Linked DNA regions of Homo sapiens: region 2 is linked to region 1. The links are chromatin loops, found by intact Hi-C in ENCODE. Cell type or tissue: ascending aorta. All regions are shown on one strand.

Evidence for each region. A loop is a pair of places that touch in the nucleus more often than their neighbours do. Peaks named below come from ENCODE experiments on the same cell type or tissue, not always from the same donor. Only the 100,000 strongest peaks of a DNase experiment are listed, where the experiment ranks them.
Region 2: it touches region 1 in a loop (3-fold over the local background); 2 of 110 quality-filtered maps call a loop at or near these places.

What each region holds. Positions count from the first base shown.
Region 1 is chr2:61,916,545-61,919,044 of GRCh38, reverse strand. All of the region lies in intron 1 of COMMD1 (copper metabolism domain containing 1), which reads right to left. Among named protein-coding and RNA genes, the nearest start is that of COMMD1, 12 kb to the right of the region's middle. RefSeq lists an enhancer at 1,392-1,892. In ascending aorta, a CTCF peak has its summit at 1,015 (motif pointing left); a DNase peak (open chromatin) is centred at 1,253; H3K27ac peaks cover 797 bases.
Region 2 is chr2:62,013,093-62,015,592 of GRCh38, reverse strand. The region is part of intron 2 of COMMD1 (copper metabolism domain containing 1); the gene reads right to left. Among named protein-coding and RNA genes, the nearest start is that of COMMD1, 110 kb to the right of the region's middle. In ascending aorta, a CTCF peak has its summit at 1,355; a DNase peak (open chromatin) is centred at 1,252; H3K27ac peaks cover 1,094 bases.

The sequences.
Region 1 (2,500 bases):
AGCAAAACTCCATCTCAAAAGAAAAAAAAAAGTTAATCTTACAAATAAAGCACAGGTAACAGAAACCATCTCCAAATTTCTAAAATTATTGTTTTAAACATTTACTTGAAACATAAATTTTTGTCAAAGATGAACCACATAACAGAAGTCCAAATTTATAAAAACTGCATTCTACATTAAGATAGAGCTAAAAATGTGGGTGTTTTATTAAGACAAAAAAATCATGATTTTTTTTCATATTTCTGCAGTTTAAGGATCCACTCCACCAGACTGCATCATTTATACCTTTCTCATGGCATTTATCATATATAAGATAGGGACAGTGACATTTACCTTGTGTATAGAGCAAGGTTCAGCATATTAGGGGTTTAGTATGTATTTAATAGGTAAATCAAAGATAAACATTTCCTTTAAAATCTCCTTACCCAGCCACTCCTTTAACCCAAGTCAAGTTTCCAGGCCCAGAATAGCTGCTTTGAGAAAAGGAAAACCAAAAATAGATTAATTGAATGGGTTTTGCCCTAAACTAAGAAAAAAGATTTACAGGACATTTGGCCTCATTACAGGTCACCTGAGTCTATTAAAATACTCTACAAATCCCAGGTGGGTAATCTGCAATTGCTGCTTTATCATATGACGTCCAGTGTTATAAAAAAGTAACATCAGTCATTTGTCTATTCTTCAGAGAATGAATAATATGTCTCATGTATTACCATCTAAAGTCTCAAAAATGTTCAGTGAAATTAGCAAAACTTAGTCGCTTAAAAACTAGAGAACTAAAAGGAATATATTTATAGAACTTTAAATTTTCCAGAAAATGGTATTTCTAAATTAAAAATATCAAGTCAAATATTTAGACATCTTTTTGGATAATAAATTTTTATTGTTGAGTAGCCAACTTTTGAGCATTTTCTGAACTAGAAACATTCCAGAGAAAGAACATTTCAACATGATGTTGCTTCTAGCATACTTTATCAGTGCATTGGCAAGCCAATATTCCACTGCCACCTACAGTAGAAAAACAGAATTACTGCTTATAGTTAAGGATGTAGACAGAATACAAATGAAACCTAAAAGTATGACCTAAGAAGTCAAAAGTTACCAGTCTCTTCTGTTTCCTAATATAAACACTTTAAGACTATATATTCTACATCCATTATTTTATACTCAAGTTAACTTCTTATTAACATATGTTATCCAAAATGTGTAAGCGAGGCCGGGCGCAGTGGCTCACGCCTGTAATCCCAGCACTTTGGGAAGCCAAGGCGGGCGGATCACGAGGAGTGGAAATCAAGACCATCCTGGCTAACACGGTGAAACCCCGTCTCTACTAAAAATGCAAAAACAAAATTAGCCGGGCGTGATGGTGGGAGCCTGTAGTCCCAGCTACTCCGGAGGCTGAGGCGGAAGAATAGCGTGAACCAGGGAGGCAGAGCTTGCAGTGAGCCGAGATCACGGCACTGCAGTCCAACCTGGGAGACACAGCGAGACTCCGTCTCAAAAAAAAAAAAGTATGAGCGAAGTTTCTTCTTAAATTCACTCTAAAATATCAAAAAGGTAATACATGATAATATTAATACCATTCATTAATAATGCCATTCTTTGATTTTAAAAAACTCATCACTAACGCATAGTAAACTTCAGCCATTTTGTAAACTTGATACCAAATGCACTTTTTTTTTTTTTTTAAACTGGAGTCTGGCTCTGTCTCCCAGGCTGGAGTACAGTGGCACAATCTCGGCTCACTGCAACCTCCGCCTCCCGGGTTCAAGCGATTCTCCTGCCTCAGCCTCCCCAGTAACTGGGATTACAGGTGCACGCTACCATACCCGGCTAATTTTTTTTGTAGTCTTAGCAGAGACGGGGTTTCATCATGTTGGCCAGGCTGGTCTCAAACTCCTGACCTCAAGTGATCCACCCACCTCGGCCTCCAAAAGTGCTGGGATTACAGGCATGAGCCTTTGTGTCCGGCCCCAAATGCACTTCTAAGCTTCTGTTTTTACTGCAATTGCTTTCCATAAAAATTTCCCAGGTATTTAGCAAGCAGGATCAAATTATGCTTTTAAAATAATACTACAATATGCAAAACACCAAACTACTGGAATATTTAAAATATAAAGAGGTTAAATGAAGGCATTTAACTTCTTCACAATTTACATCATACCCCAAAATGTCTTAGCAATAAAATGTTTGTCAAAATCCTCTAAAAAGAACTTCGAGTGCTGGGTACAAATGGACTAAATTCCTAATACTACATTCCAAATACTGCATTTTAAAATCACAGTTGAGACGATTAAATTTTTAAAAAGCTAAATACAGGTCAGACATGGTGGCTTATGCCTGTAATCCCAGCACTTTGGGAGGCCGAGGTGGATAGATCACTTGAGCCCAGGAGTTCAAAACCAGCCTGGACAACATAGGGAGACCCTGTCGCTAAAAAAAATTTTTTTTTTAAATTAGCCGGGCATGTTGGCACACACCTGTAGTCCCAGCCACTCAG
Region 2 (2,500 bases), 97 kb before region 1:
GTTCCTTAAAAAGTTAAAACATAGAATTACCGTATGATCCAACAAGTCCACTCCTAGTATATACCCAAAAGAATTAAAAACAGAGACTAAAATAGATATTTGTATACCCATGTTCACAGCAGATTAGTCACAAGAGCCAAAAGGTGGAAACAACTCAAATATCCATCAACAGATAAATGGATAAACAAAATGTGGTATATGTACACAATGGAATATTATTCAGCCTTTAAAAGGAATGAAATCCTGATATGTACTACAACAACGATAAAAGTTGAAGACACTATGTGTAAAATAAACCAGACACAAAAGGACAAATATTGTGTGGTTCTATTTATATGAGGTACCTAGAATAGGCAAATACACAGAGAAAAAAGTAGAAAAGAGGTTACCAGGGGCTGAAGAGATGGAAATTGGGAATTATTGTTTAATGTGTACTGAATTTCTGTTTGGGATTTAAAAAAGAAAGATCTGCAAATAGTGGTGATGGTTATACAACATCATGAATGGGTTGGATGCAGTGGCTCATCTGTAATCCGAGTGCTTTGGGAGGTGGAGGCAGGAGGACTGCTTGAGCCCAGGACTTGAGGCTACAGTAAGCTATGATCATGCCACTGTACTCCAGCCTGGGTGGCAAGACTGCCATCTCTTAAAAAAGAAAACCATCTGTACTTAATACCACTGGGCTGTACTTAATACCACTGGACTGTACACTTAAAAACTGCTGAAATGGCCGGGCGCAGTGGCTCACACCTGTAATCCCAGCACTTTGGGAGGCTGAGGGGGGTGGATCATGAGGTCAGGAGTTCAAGACCATACTGGCCAAGCCAATATGGTGACACCCCATCTCTACTAAAAATACAAAAATTAGCCTGGCGTGGTGGTGCACACCTGTAGTCCCAGCTACTCGGGAGGCTGAGACAGAAGAATCGCCTGAACCCAGGAGGTAGAGGTTGCAGTGAGCCAAGATTGCACCACTGCATTCCAGCCTGGGTGACAGAGCAAGACTCTGTCTCAAAAAAAAAAAAAAAAAAAAAAAAAAAAAAAAAAAAAGGTTAAAATGGTAAAATTTTGTTATGTGTATTTTACCACAATTTTTTTTTTTTAAGTACTAAAGAAGGGCTTGGGCCAGAGGCCTTCTACATTTATCTTGGCAATAGAGCAGTGGCATACATGGAATGAAGCCCAGAGCCAACCAGCCAGTACACACATACTAGACAAACACAGGCAGTTCAACACTGCTGGGCAGGATACACTGTTGCCCTGAGTTTAGGACAAGGGATTTATATCCAAAAATTGCTTCCAAGTCCTCTTAAGGCTTGGCTTCCTGGCTTCCTCTCAAGCACCCCATCTGTCTGCAAGAATAGAAACAGACAGCCTGAACAGCTGAACGAAGTCCAACACCAGGGGCTGCGTGCTGGCAAGCTACTAGTCAGAGGCTGAGGACTTCAGCAGTGCCAAAGCCCTATTCTCACAGGGTCAATGAATCTGCAAAGACACTCATCTTTTTCTCTCCTCCTCTTTAAATCATTTTATTGGGTATAGTATACATAAGAAAGGGCACATCATAAGAAACAATGATTTTCTTTTAAAGTCTATAAAAAATTTATGTTCAGTAATCTCAAGTGCATCTCTCTGTAAGTTGAGAGTTTTAAAAATAAAATTACTTCAGCACAAACAACATCTTCTTAACTGCCAAATGTTAAATGATTTCTTTCATATTTTTCCCCAAGTGGAAGGGGTAATTATAGCTACCAGAAAACTCAAGTTGTATGTTAGACAGTCAACACTGCAATAAGACTGTTTTAACAATGACTAGAATTACCAAATTATGCTAACATAGTCTTACAAGAAAAAACAAGGTGTTACCCCCAATTCCTCACTTTCTCTCATTCTCTACATCCCTTCCAAGTCAACTCAAAGCAACTCACCCATATTCAAAACCTACACTCTACCTGCTCACTTCACTTCCTTAAAATTACCTCTATTTCCATGCCGTTATCTCACCTGGACCACTGTGAGAGCCCAGTAAGTGGCCTCCTGCTTTCACTTTTTTCCCCCTACAATACTGATTTTTATTAGTTATCCCTAGGTTTGACAAACAAGTTTTGGAACATATTATAATAAAAAAAGTTTTTAAAGGAAGGGACCTGTCATAAATGAGAAACAGAGATGGAAATGTGGAATGGAGATTGTGAGAAGTCCATGTAAACTCATTTCTACTATTTTTTGGAGTGGAATATTAATATTGGCTCCATTCATTTCTGAATACCTCATCTTATTAAGAGAATGAAGGATAACAGTTTTTCTTTTTGTTGTTTTGTATTTTTTTTTTCCTTGAAATCCCATTTACCTAATTAACATCACATGGAGGTTTCAAGGAAAAAGAGAATTGCTTTTAATGTGCAGAAAAGCAATTCCAACCTTAGTGATATTTTCCCCCTGGGATCTCAGTATCCCAGTACTGAGATCCCAGAAATCCATTCTCCATAGGTGAATCAAG